2 separate regions of the Homo sapiens genome follow, and region 1 is linked to region 2. A link is a loop called in an ENCODE intact Hi-C map of the cell type or tissue named here. Cell type or tissue: Calu3. All regions are shown on one strand. Each heading gives the region's core, and the rest is flanking DNA. Links, peaks and the distances in the headings are about the cores only.

Region 1 (11,248 bases), core at 3,799-6,298, 75 kb after region 2:
ATGCACAGCTCACAGTAGGGTTTGTGCTCCCAAGAGAATCTAATGCTGCTGCTGGTCTGACAGGAGGTGGAGCTCAGGCAGTGATGCCAGTGATAGGGAGCGGCTGTAATTCAGAGAAGCTTTGCTCACTTGCGCACCGCTCACCTCCTGCTGTGCAGCCTGGTTTCTAACAGGCCTCCATGGCCAGGGATTTGGGACCCTTGTTCTGTATCACCACCGCTCTAAACTGCGCATGAAGGAGATATTTAAGCGTTCTTACTGGAGTATGGATGACTCTCCCATGCAATGCAGACAGGGAAGATGAAAACAAGAAATAAAGAACAGGGGTATTGGAGTAAAAAAATCAAGAGAAGACAAAAGGGGGTGGGGAAGAGAAGAAAATAATACATAAAAAGTAAAGAGTAAAAAAAATAAAAAGCATAAGGTCCAAAAGGACGAGTGGAGTTTTAGAAAAGGATGGAAGGGTGGATCCATGCACACAGGAAGAGGAGGAAGAGGAGCCAAGCCAGTGTCCTGGGAGACCAGGACAGAGACAGAGATGATGGCAGAGAAGCAGAGGGGTGTTTTAGAGTGACCAGGACAGAGACAGAGATGATGGCGAAGAAACACAAGGGTGTTTTAGAGGCTGAATGTTAGGAATTCAGAAAGCAATTTCTTCATGATGTGTATTTTCAATGTTGTTTCATTCCCTCAGCTCCATCTCTAGAGAAGCGGCCCATGCTGTTGATGACCTGAGTCTACAAGTTTCCTCACAAATTGTATTCAGAGAGCAGCTTCCTGCTTGGTGGGTGTCCGTAGTCCCCACAGATCCCTACAATGGAGAGCAACTCAGAGACTGAATAAATAGAAAATAATTTATTTTAGGCTTTCTTAGTTAAGAAGAGTTGTTTTTGTTCCTTGATTTCTATTGGAACATGAAATTAAGCATTTGACATGCTTTCCTTGTGGGAAACCAGCTCCTGACCCGTAGTTCTATGTGAGGAAGTTACTTCACTTCCATTTATTTTCCAGCCCAAATGATCAATCAGTGCAAATATGAGCAAGTTCTAAAATTTAGAGCACCAGGAAAAGAGATATAAATATAAAATCAGTGATATCATGGGTGAACTTTGTGATTCTAAACTGGAATCAAGCATGATTTTGTTTCTCCTGAAAGCCTCCTTGCTTTTTAGTTTTATCCACGAAAAGGCCGAGAAGTCAGAAGGAGCAGCCCAACACCCCAGGGGTGTCTGAGTACCAAGCCCACTGCAGGAGAAAAGCTCATTTGACACCTCGCATCTGGGCCAGGAAAGGAAGTGGGTGGGAGGAGCCTGGGGCACTTGGGGAGCTGAACAGCAAGGGAGGCCTCAGAACAGAACGGGGGCTGTCCCAGCACATGGAGCCCACGGCAGGCACTCCCTCAACGCGGGATAGAAGCCTGGGGATTAAGGAGGGACTAAAGCAGATTGAAATATATAATTATATGTACAATCTTGAGTTCATAATAATGAGTTTTTAAAAAGACCTCACATTAATTTTTTGGGTGCTAGAACATCAACTCATTATTCCAAAAAGTGATAGAAAGAGAAAAGGGTTGTGATGTCCTTCCTGTAGGAAACATACTCAGGGCAGATGCATGGTTTTTGAGGGAACAGAAGATTCTAGGTAATAAACTCAACAAATGATAAAACTGGAAAACCATCATTTGAAACCCCCAATGAAATGGTGACTCTAGGCCCTCAGAGGATGCTGGTCAGGGGTTGATGGGATCGTCACGATGAGGGTTCAGGGTTGCCTCAAACCCTCTAAGCACTTTCTCCTGAGTGGACGCTGCTCAGGGGTTGATAGGATCTTCACGACGAGGGTTCAGGGTTGCCTCAAACCCTCTAAGCACTCGCAGCTTCCCTGAAGTTGGGATGCAGAGACATGATGTCCCGAGGTGGTGCAGCAGGTGGGACACAGTGGGACTGATGAAGCACTTTTGCTTCAAAATCAAACCAGCATCTAATCAAGTCTTGGGGACAGTCATTTTAAAGGAGAGAAAACCATCTGCCAAGCCAGAATGCGGACATTTCACAGAACAGACTGCCTGGCTTCTCTAGTAATAACTTTTGTTTTTAAAGGCAGGAGGACACAGTAGAATGAGACGTGTCAGCCTCAGTGTGTCCTGGTTTGGAGCCTGGTGTGCACGAGCCACCTGTCACAGGCGAGCTTGGCGTGCACGAGCCGACTGTCACAGGCAAGCCTGGCATGCACGAGCTGACTGTCACAGGCATTGTTGGGACAGTGGGGGAAGTCCGAATGTGTCCTGGGTATATAGGGGGGCAAACCTTCTCCTCTATCCTCCTAGGGTCCCTGGTGGAGCCTGAGAATGGAATTGGCCTAAGGCAGGTTGACGGGGAAGAGCATCGGATTTGTTGAATGTGGGGTCTACCTGACACAGAGCCCCCCGGAAAATGAAGAGTTGAGGAGTGGCACAGCCTGCACGCTGCCCTGCGGGGTTGGGCAGAGGCCACTGTGGACAAGCAACCAAATGAGATGGGAGACAGAGGGAAGGCGAGGGCTGTGCTAACAGGTCTGTCTGTGCAGAGCTGCTCAGCTTCGACCCTGTATTAGCCAGGGATCTCTAGAGGGACAGAACGAATGGAATAGATACATATGTAGAGGAGAGTTTATTAGGTATTAACTCACACGATCACAAGGTCCCACAACAGCCATCTGCACGCTGAGGAGCAAGGAGAGCCAGTCCGAGATCCAAAGCTGAAGAACTTGGAGTCCGATGTTCGAGGGTAGGAAGCATCCAGCACGGGAGAAGGATGTAGGCTGGGAGGCTAGGCCAGTCTCTCTCTTCACATTTTTCTGCCTGCTTTATATTTGCTGGCGGCTGATTAGACGGTGCCCACCCAGATTAAGGGCGGGTCTGCCTTTCTCACCCCACTGACTCCAATGTTAATTTCCTTTGGCAACAGCCTCACAGCCACACCCAAGATCAATACTTTGTATCCTTTAATCCGCTGATCAAGTTGACGCTCGGTATTAACCATCACAGACCCCATCTACTGACGAGAACATGCTTTGTTCCTGGCCCAGCAAGGGCGGCTCTCATGGGAGGGTCAGGTCCTGCCTTCAGTGCAGGAGGAAGAGGGGAAGCTGGAGTGCTCTGCATGAGCCTCCTGCTTCTCAGGAACCTTTAAGTAAAGATAATCCTGATGCCAAAGTGGCATATTTTGGGGTGACATGTTCTGCCACTCTCCATGTGACATTAATTTTGTAAAGTGTGATGAATGGCATGGTGATTGTATTCTATTTCTTTTTTTTTTTTTTAGCGATGGGGGGGTCTCACTATGTTGCCCAGGCTAGTCTTGAACTCCTGGCTTATGTGATCCTCCTGCTTTGGCCTCCCAAAGTGCTAGGATTGTAGGCGTGAGCCACCACACCGGGCAAATTGTGCTTTAAAAGTGTTCTTATCATTTAAAAATGCAGCCTGTAATACTCAGCAATACAACGATCTGTTGTCTGGTTTTGAATGTACAGTATGCTGAGGAAAGGGAGGTGGGTTTTGCAGGAGTGTCTGTGAAACAAGACTGGCCGGATATTCCACACTTGTGGCACCGGGCGATTGCACCTGAGGACGTCTTGTGCTGTTTCCCCCATTTCTGTGTACGTTACAAAGTCCCCAGTGAGAACAGTTAAAAAAATGCTGGGCCTCTCCTTCATTCAGCTTATTATGGTGATCACAAGATGAATTTAGAAAGCACATGAAATGCTAAACACTTCACTAACATTGATAATTTTGAATTCAGGAAAATCTCAGGTCATGTAGGACACAATGGCCATTTTGAAGATGATTTTGTGTCACGTTGATTACCATATGCGGTTCTACAAGGCCCGTCACCTGAATCAGTCTGATGATGGTTACGTATTGTAAACTTTAGAAACTCTTTTTCAAAAGGTAGTTTTAGTTAACGGACTGATAGCCTTATACTTTTTAAAAAGGCCAAGAAAATTGTTATAGCCATACTTTAAAATTGCTCTTACTATGTCCCCAGAAAGAAAAACTTTTACAATTCTTTATTTTAAAGTATTATTGATTGATTGATTGATTCAGCTTTATTTAGGTAAAATCGACAAAAATTGTATACATTCGACATCTACAACATGATAATTTAATATACAGATGTATATGATTACCATCCATCTTTGGATGACACATGTGGTAATCAGTTTTACAACTGAGCATGGTGGCTCACACTTGTAATCCTAGCACTTTGGGAGGCCAAGGCAGATGGATCACCTGAGGCCAGGAGTTCGACACCAGCCTGGCCAACATGGTGAAACCCTGTCTCTACTAAAAATACAAAAAATTAGCTGGGCGTGGTGGTGGGCGCCTGTAGTCCCAGCTACTTGGGAGGCTGAGGTAGGAGATCGCTTGAATCCGGGAGGCAGAGGCTGCAGTGAGCTGAGATTGAATCATTGCACTCCAGCCTGGGCAACAAGAATGAGACTCCATCTCAAAACAAAAACAAAAACAAACACAAAACCATACAATCAGTAAAATGATTACCACAGTCAATGGTAATGACTACCAGGATGGCTAAAGAGTAGAAAGGGGGATTTTATCAGTGATATCAGTTTGCAAACTGAGAAGAGACAGTCTCCAGCTCTCTCTGTTAAAAGGTGAACTCCAGGACACACAGTTTGTGCACAGTCTGTATAAGCTGGCCGAAAATAGCTGGAGGTCTGCAGCTGCTTCTCAGGAAAGAATTGTGCAAGGCTGATCCTCTGCCTAATCAGGGTTGCGGTGGTCTGGGTTGTGAATCAGAGTTAGGGATTTTCCTGATGGCTCCCGTTGTTAGGGAGTTTAGCAAGAGTGTGGTTTTTCTTGTAGCCACAGGAATTTAGGAAGCTGTCAGGCAGCCAAGCCCTGAACCTCTGACTCATAGGTACCTTTTATTTCCTTAATCTTAGGATCCATCTTAGTTGATAAAGAAGCATCTATTGGTCTCTCAGATCACATTTCCCTGTTGTGGTCAGTCATAGCTTGGATTTCTGTGGGCCCACAGGCCCTACTGCATCACTCTTATCTTAAATGGCCTGAGAGAGAACTTCATGGATTTGTTGTTCTTTCCTTTAATAGAACATTCTCTTTAGTTTACTTTATGGATTTGGCCTACCTTATGAAGGAATACTGTATGGATTTGGCCTACCTTATGAAAGAATTTCTTCCTTGAAGCCAAAAGAGATTCCCATAAAACCTTTTCCTGAAGCATTTCCTCTGTGTTTTCTTCCAGTAGTTTAATCACTTTGTGTCTCACATTTAGGCCTTTGATCCATTTTGAGTTGATTTCTGTATAGTGTAAGAGGTGGGGGTCTAGTTTCATTCTTCTGTATATGGATTTCCAGTTTTCCTAGTACCATTTATTGAAGAGACCATCCTTTCCTCAATGAGTGTTCTTGACATCTTTGTTAAAAAATCAGTTGACTATAGATATGTTGGTTAATTTCTGGGTTCTCTATTCTGTTCCACTGGTCTATGTGTTTGTTTCTATGCCAGTACCATGCTATTTTGGTTACTATAGCTTTGTAATATATTTTGAGAGCAGGTAGTGTGATTCCTCCAGCTTTGTTCTTTTTTCTCAGCATTTCTTTGGCCTTTTGGAATCTTTTGTGGTTCCATACAAATTTTACAATTTTTTCAATTTCTGTGAAAAATGTCATTGGTATTTTGATAAGGATTGCATTGAATCTCTAGATTGCTTTGGGTTGTATTGTCATTTTAACAATTTTAATTCTTCCAATTCTTGAGCATGAGATGTCTTTCCATTTGTTTGCATCCTCTTCAATTTCTTTCATTAGTGTTTTCTAATTACCCTTTTAGAGGTTTCTCACCTCCTTGGTTAAATTTATTCCTAGGTATTTTAAATTTTTTGCAGCTATTGTATATAAATGGGAGTGCCTTTTAAATTTATTTTTCATTTAGTTCATTGCTCATATATAGAAACAATACTGATTTTTTCATATTAATTTTGTATCCTGCAACTTTACCGAAGTTGTCGATCAGTTCTAAGAGATTTTTGGTAGAGTCTTTAGGATTTTCTATATATCAGATCATGTTATCTTCAAGCAGGAACAATTTGACTTCCTTCTGTATGATTTGGATGCTCTTTATTTCTTTCTTTTGCCTAATTGCTATGACTAGGACTTCCAATACCATATTGATAAGAGTGGTGAGACTTGGCATCCTTGTCTTATTCCAGTCCTTAAAGAAAAAGCTGAAAGATGTTAGGATGTTAGCTGTGGGTTTGTTATATATTGTCTTTATTATATTGAGGTTGTTTTTTTCTATACCTAATTTATTAAGAGTTGTTTTTTTTTATCATGAAAGGATGTTGAATATTTTGAAAAGCTTTTTCTGCATCTTTGGAGATGATCACATGATTTTTGTCCTTCATTCTGTAGATGTGACCCAATTTGTTTAGTGATTTGCATATTTTGAACTGTCCTCACATTTTGGGATAAATCCCACTTCATCATGGTGTATTATCTTTTTGATGTGCTGTTCAATGCAGTTTGCTAGTACTTTGCTGAGAATTTTTGTAACTATGTTCATCAGGAATGTTGGCCTATAGTTTTTTGTTATTGTTTTGTCATTGTCTGGTTTTGGTATCCCGGTTATGCTGGCCTTGTAGAATGAGTTAGCAAGAATTCCCCCTGCTTCAGTTTTTTTTGCAATAGTTTCAGAAGAATTCGTATTAATTATTCTTTAAAGGTTTGGTCGAATTTAGTAGTGAAGCCTTCTGGTCCTAGACTTTTCTTCATTAGAAGACTTTATTACTGACTTGGTCTCATTACTTGTTATTGGTCTGTTCAGATTTTTAATTTCTTTTTTGTTCAATCTTGGTAGATTATATGTATCCAGGAATTTATCTGTTTCTTCTAGGTTTTTGAATTTATTGGCATATGGTTGTTTATAGTAGTTCTGGATGATCCTTTGTATTTTTGTGGTAGCCGTTGTGATATCTCTTTTTCTGTTTCTGATTTTATTTGGGTCTTCCTTCTTTTTTCTGTTAGTCTGGCTAATGGTTTGTTGATTTTCTTTGTCTATTTTAAAAATTAACTTTGTTTCATTGATCTTCTGTATTTCTTGTGTCAATTTCTTTTATTGTGGTTCTAATCTTTATTTATTTTCTTCTATTAATTATGGGTTTGATTTGTTCTTGCTTTTATAGTTCCTTGAGGTGCATCATAATGTCATTTATATGAATCTTTCCAGTTTTTTAATATAGGCATTTATTGCTACAGACTTGGCTCTTAATACTGCTTTTGCTGTGTCCCATAGGTTTTGGAATGATATATTTCTATTTTAATTTGTTTCAGAGAATTTTAACTTTTTTGCTGTGTCCCATAGGTTTTGGTATGATATATTTCTATTTTAATTTGTTTCAGAGAATTTTAAATTTTCATTCTTAATTTCCGCCTTCATCCATTGGTCATTCAGGAGCATGTTGCTCGATTTCCATGTATTTGTGTATTTTCAAATGTTCCTCTTGTTATTGATGTGGACTTTTATTCTGTTATGGTCGAATAAGACACTAGATGTGGTTTTGATTGAAAAAAATTGTTGAGGCTTGTTTTGTGTCCTAACATGTGGTCAATCCTGAAGAATGTTCCATTTGCTGATGAAAAAATGTATTCTGTAGCTGTTGAGTGAAATGTTCTGTAAGTGTCTTCTGGTCCATTTGGTTTATGGTGCAGTTTAAATCCAATGTTTCTTTGTTGATTTTATGTGTAGATGATCTATCCAATGCTGAGAGTGGGGTGTTGAAGTCCTCAGTGAATATTGTATTGGGGCCTATCTTACCCTTTAGATCTAATAATGTTTGCTTTATATATATATGGGTGAAAATATATTTACAATTGTCATATTCTCTTGCTGAATTGATCCCTTTATTGTGTAATGTCCCTCCTGTCCTCTTTTTTATGGCTTTTAACTTGAAGTCTGCTTTATCTTACATAAGTAAGGCTACTCCTGATTGCTTTTGGTTTCTCTTTGCTTGGAATATTTTTTTCCATCCCTTCACTTGCAGACTATACGTCTCTTTACAGTTGAGGTGAGGTGAGTTTCTTGTAGACAGCATATAGTTGGGTCTTGTTCTTTAATCTGTCAGGCAGTTTACATCTTTAAAGTGGGAAATTTAATTTGTTTACATTCAAGATTATTATTAATAGGTGAGGACTTACTCTTGTCATTTTATTGACTGCTTTTTGATTGTTTTGTCTATCCTTTGCTTCTTACTTCCTCTCTTATTGTTTATTTTTTGCATTTAGGTGGTTTTCTGTAGTGAGTCTGATTCCTTTTGGTATCTTCTTTTTGCATTGGCTATACAAGTGACTTTTATAGTTTTGTATTTTTTATGATGGTGGTTATTGTCTTTTCACTTCCACATGTAAGACACCCTTGAGTATTTCTTGTAAGTCCCGTCTTGTGGTAATGAATTCTTTTAGTTTTTACTTGTCTGTGAAAGATTTTATTTTTCTTTCATTTCTGAAGGATAGCTTTGCTGGGTATAATATTATTGGCTGAATTATTTTTTTCTTTCAATCAGCAGTTTGACTATATTATCCCATTCTCTCCTGGACTGCAAAGTCTTTGCTGAGAAATCCACTGTTGGTTTAATGGACTTATATGTGACTTAATGCTTTTCTCTTGCTGCTTTTAAAATTATTTGTCTTTGACTTTTGACAATTTTCCTACAATGTGCCTTGGAGAGGACCTGCCTGGGGGTTCTTTGAGCTTCCTGGACCTAGATGTCCATTTCTCTCACAAGACTTGGGAAGTTTTCTGCTGTATTTTTATTAAATATGTTTTCCTCAGCTTTTCTCTTCTCTTTCTGGAATGCCCATAATACAAATATTGATTCACTTAATGCTGTCCCATAAATCCTGTGAGCTTTCTTCATTATTTTTTATTATCTCTCTTTCCCTCTGTCTGCCTGTGTTATTTCAAAAGACCTGTCTTCAAGTTTAGAATTTTTTCCTTCCTATTTGGTCTAGTCTGTTGTTGAAGCTCTCTATTGTATTTTTTATTTCTCTATTATATCATATATTTCATTGAATTCTTCAGCTCTAAGATTTGATTCTTTTTTATAATTCTGTCTCTTTATTGTATTTTTCATTCAAATTATGAATTGTTTTTCTATGTTCATTGAATTGTCTGTATTTTCTTGTATCTCACTGAGTTTCCTTAAGATTGTTATTTTGAATTCTTTTTCTGGTATTTCATATATTTCCTTATAATTAGGTTCTGTTACTAGAGGATTATTACTTCCCTTTGGAGGTTACATATTTCCCTGCTTTTTCATGGTTGCTGTGTCCCTAACATTGACTCCTATACATCTGGTGAAAAAATTGTCTCTTCCAATTTTATGGAGTAGGTTTCAGGAGGAAAGACTTAGGGTGCATGGTTCTAGATGGACACAGCAATGTAGTCTCCATATTGTTCCTTTAGCTGTCATACACACTAGTGGTGTTTGTGAGTTTCTCAGTGGCCTACAGTGAGGGAGTCTGTGGTAACAGTGATGCGGCTTTTCCAAGGGTAGGCTCTCAGGCTATATCTCGGGTTCGGGATACACACATGCACACGGTAGGTCACCCAACATGGGGTCTGGCTCATTGGAGTTGGAGCCACATGGCTGTTCCTCCGGCCAGAAGCATGGGCACACAGTTGCTTAGCTGACCTGGGAGTGTGCCTGCCAGGAGTGACTTGTAGGGTTGTTTCTCTGATCCAGGACACCGACACAAGGCTGCTCAGCTCGTCTGGGGTGTGTCTGCTGGGGCCAATTCAAGGGGCTGTTTCCCATGTCTGGGTCACAGCTGCGTGACTGCTTGGCTGGCCTGAGGGTGTGTTTGCCAGGGGCTGCCCACAGGGCTGCTTCTCAGGCCTGGGACGAGGGCACATGGCTGCTCAGCTGGCCTGAGGTATATCTGCCAGGGGTGACCTGTGTGGCTGTTTCGTGGGTTTGGAGTACAGGTTTCAGGCTGTGTGGCTGGCCTGGGATGTGTCCACCAGGGGTGAACTATGCGGCTGTTTCTTGGGCCTGGGGTACAGGTGCAAGGCTGCATGCCTGGCTCGGGGATATGCTTACTGATGGTGGCTGAGAAACGGGGCTGTTTCTCAGGTGCTTATTGGGCAGGTGAGGAGCATGTCTGTAGGGTGTTGGGGTACTGTGGGGCTGTTTCTCATGTCCTGAGCACAGGTGCCCAGCCCCTCCTCTGGCCTGGAGGTGTATTAGCCACTAGGAGGCTCAGGTGCCTCTCCTGCTTGGGGAAAGGTGAACAGCAGCTTGGCTAACTCAAGGGCAGGGTTGCTGTGGGTGGGACTGCCAGGTTCCTCCAGCTGGTAGGGCAGTGATGGGGGTTGGTTTCCCTGCTGTGCAAGGCCGGAGTCACAGCTGATCCTGGGCCCGGGATCCATGCAGCTGGGGTTGTGACGTTCAGCCACCCGTGTAGGCTTGGAGTCATGAAGATGGAGCTCCAAGGCTGGAGAATGGCTGTGGTTTCCATTCCCCAGAGCAGGGTATGCTCCAGAGGTGGCTCTGGTCTCAAGATGGGGCTGTGCTGCAGCAGCTTGGCTCACAGGGATGGCTGGGGGGTGAGCAGTGCACACCTTGTGCTCCTAATCTGGGGCCATGGAGCTGTGTCGTGAATTCTCTGCAGCTCCCAAATGGCTGAGGGCCTGTGAGGACTGCAGGATTCCCCTGCTGTAAGGACTGTAGGTGTTTTCTGTGGGGGCTGGTGGGGATCTGCTGCTTCCCTTTCCCTGCAAGGGGAAGTCCCTTCTGCCTGGGCAGATCTGACCCAGGCAGGGGAGATGGGGCTGCAGAAGCCAGGTGCCTCCCCTCTGCCTTCCTGGACTTCCGGTCAACACAGGTGCCTCTCCACTCCCATGCTGCACTGCACACTCTGCCAGATCTTAGCTCTCTTCCTTCCACATAGTCCGAGCTCAGCTGTGTAGTCATTGCCTTGGTCCTTTCTTGGGCAGAGGGAGCTGAGCACCAGCTCTCTCTCATCAGCGTCTTGCTGACTTTGCTCCCACCATGCAAATATATATATATATATATTTATCTCACTTGATGCCTTAAGCACCAGTATTCTTGAGTCAAACAAAAGGAGACAGATTAAATCCTCATGATCAGGACTTCGTGTTAACAGGAGCCCTTGGGACCTTATCAATCCCCTCCTGTTATAAGTGAACACACAGAGTATTTGT
Region 2 (2,500 bases), core at 1-2,500:
TGTTAATGCCTTTTCTTGAAATGAGAGAAATGAATCTAGCAGTTCCCTGGCATACTGGATTACTAAATACAGTCCATTTTTTTTCCAGTTTACTTGTAATTTCTGGTACTTGGAAAGTCATCTAATACATACACACTGCCGAGATAACACTGTATAGTTGATAGGTATGTGGGTCTGCTTACATCATTATAATAGAGTGGAGGTATTTTTGAGATTTCAGGGGTGTATTCTGAGTGCAGGGTAGGGCAGTATACAGGGGGATTTCACCGTTAGCCCTGCCCTGCGTCTTACTGAGCGTGTTGGTGTGGCAGCATCACATAGGATTCTGTTTATGCCTGGGCTTTTCAGTCACGCTGCTGCTGTGCATATTCTGCTCCTGCCACTGGCAGCCTTGGAGCACGGAGCCCATGGCACCCCCTCTCAAAGCCTCAGTTTCCTTGCCTTTAATATAGTAGTAATAGTTATAGTTACCTCAGCTCTTCAGAGAGAGAAGCTGTGTCAGGCATGTTGAGCCTGGTATTGGATAATCACCTGCTGTTTGTATTCTTGTTAGTCTCATGAGTGTGTGGTATATGTTTTTTCTGCAGAGGAACCTATAGACTTGTGTCGTTAAATTTTACCCCTAGTCATTTGTGTGCTTTTCTTGTTTTCTATAAGCTGCGTGGTTTTTGTCTTTGGCCCGTTCTTTTTTCCTTTTCTAAATTGGTGTATGGGGTAGCTGCTGTAACCCTGAACCATGTTTTGATGTTAAGTTCCCTGACTCGCCTTCCACACGGTGGTTAAGTTTTATGAAATCCAGATGATTTGGAAGCAGTGTGGGTATGCAGTTTACTTTTTAAAACATTGCTTTTGGGGACGGTCAGCAGGCTACTTCTTGGTCATCTGTGGGACAACATGATGCTTCCTGTTTAATTTGGATTTTAAAATTACAAACAATTCCCTCCTTTTTATTTTTCTAAGTCTTTTTAAAGTTTAAAAGTACAAAGCGAATAGCAGTCAGCGTGGACTGGTTACGTAAGAGCCTGAATATTGCATTGGTTCTAGGTCGTGTTGATAAATGCCATACAGGGTCATAGCATCCAGCGCAGAATGTGGTGATCCCGGTCTTGAAAAACCAGCTGTCTTGGTTGCTGTTGAAAACTGAGAGAAGTAGACGGTTGATTTTCAGTTCATGAAGTTGTTGTGGTCCCGGAAATGAAAATGTGGTTCTCTGTTGTTGGAAGAACACAGTCAGTGGTGAGTTTCTTCAGGGGGCAGTTGCCGGTGTTCTCGTGCTCACTGTGGTCTTGAAGGAATGCTTTTTCTTTCAGTGTAACTTGTTTAAACCTGTCAATAATTAACTTGCTCATGAAGCAACAACCGTTTAATGTAGCTTGTAATTACACACTCTTTTTTTGTTTTTGCTACTTTTGTGCTGCAAATTCTTAAGCTTCATAAAAACATAAGCCTTCTGTATGCTTCTTATTTAAGAAAACAGCCATGATATTTCATCCTGCTGGGTATAATATGGTGAAGGTTGCTTTAAATATGATAACTGCCGCTATGTAACTTGCTGAAGACATGGACAAGAATATCTATGATGTAACCTGTATTTGGCCCCATTAGGTGGTTTTAACTACAGCCTTTCTCTAAGACCTGTTTTTTCTAAAAGTGAACATAAAAATGACACTTTTAAAAGTACTTAGGATATTTTACTATTTTATTTAAAAATAAATGGTTAATTAATGCCTTAAGTATGTTCAAGTTTATGCTTTTAGACAATGTACTGATTTAAAGTTTTAAAATCTTAAAATCTTAGCTTAAAACATAAGATTCCTATGCCCTAAAAATGAGATGGTAAAGACTGTTTATTAACATGCCTTCTCACTGTTTAGAGAGTCAGTTTCTCGCATAAACTGTAATTTAGTCCTTTGAAGACTTTGAGACCTTCTCTTGTGTTCTTTAATGGTCTAATTATGACCATGTGGGAAACACCTAGTCAAACAAATGAAGTCAGGAAATTCCGGGTTCCTTTTTAGTCAGTTCCAAAGACCTATTGTGCTTACATTTCTTCCACGGAGATGCCAGAAACATCTTTCCACTAAGTTGTATGAAGTGACACTGCCCCTCATGGCTTCTTATGAATTTGGAAACAATATATTTGTGTATCAAAAGCAAAATAGTAAATTATATAAAAGAATACTATTTTTACCTGGTTTATAATTTTGGCCTAAGTGCTGATTTCTTGGATTGGCTGAAATACTGAATTCAAGTACAACATTAAAATAACATAATAGGAACATAAAATGTTGATCCTCTAAAGAGCCATCATAGAAAATGATAATTTGTAGAGTTTACCTGGATGTAGAATATTGGCTGTGGGGTAGCCCAGAGGTTCACACTGCCCCAGGCTTGCCCCATCTCTCTCAGTGGAATCTTAAGTGATCCAGACCCATCCCCTGCACAGGCCAGGACTCTGGGGAGCTTTGTCAGGAGTGTCAGGCTCACCTCCAGTGGTCTC

Evidence for each region. A loop is a pair of places that touch in the nucleus more often than their neighbours do. Peaks named below come from ENCODE experiments on the same cell type or tissue, not always from the same donor. Only the 100,000 strongest peaks of a DNase experiment are listed, where the experiment ranks them.
Region 1: a loop joins it to region 2, with 6 times the contacts of the local background. A loop is called at or near these places in 2 of 110 quality-filtered maps.

The regions. Positions count from the first base shown.
Region 1 is chr6:168,002,920-168,014,167 of GRCh38, forward strand. It overlaps KIF25 (kinesin family member 25), which reads left to right. Exons shown (of 13, transcript NM_030615.4): 4 at 695-784. Among named protein-coding and RNA genes, the nearest start is that of KIF25, 11 kb to the left of the region's middle. RefSeq lists enhancers at 4,205-5,404, 9,331-10,247. In Calu3, for the core only: no CTCF peak of the experiment used is centred there; a DNase peak (open chromatin) is centred at 4,822.
Region 2 is chr6:167,931,525-167,934,024 of GRCh38, forward strand. All of the region lies in intron 23 of AFDN (afadin, adherens junction formation factor), which reads left to right. Among named protein-coding and RNA genes, the nearest start is that of HGC6.3, 47 kb to the right of the region's middle. In Calu3, for the core only: no CTCF peak of the experiment used is centred there; a DNase peak (open chromatin) is centred at 1,227.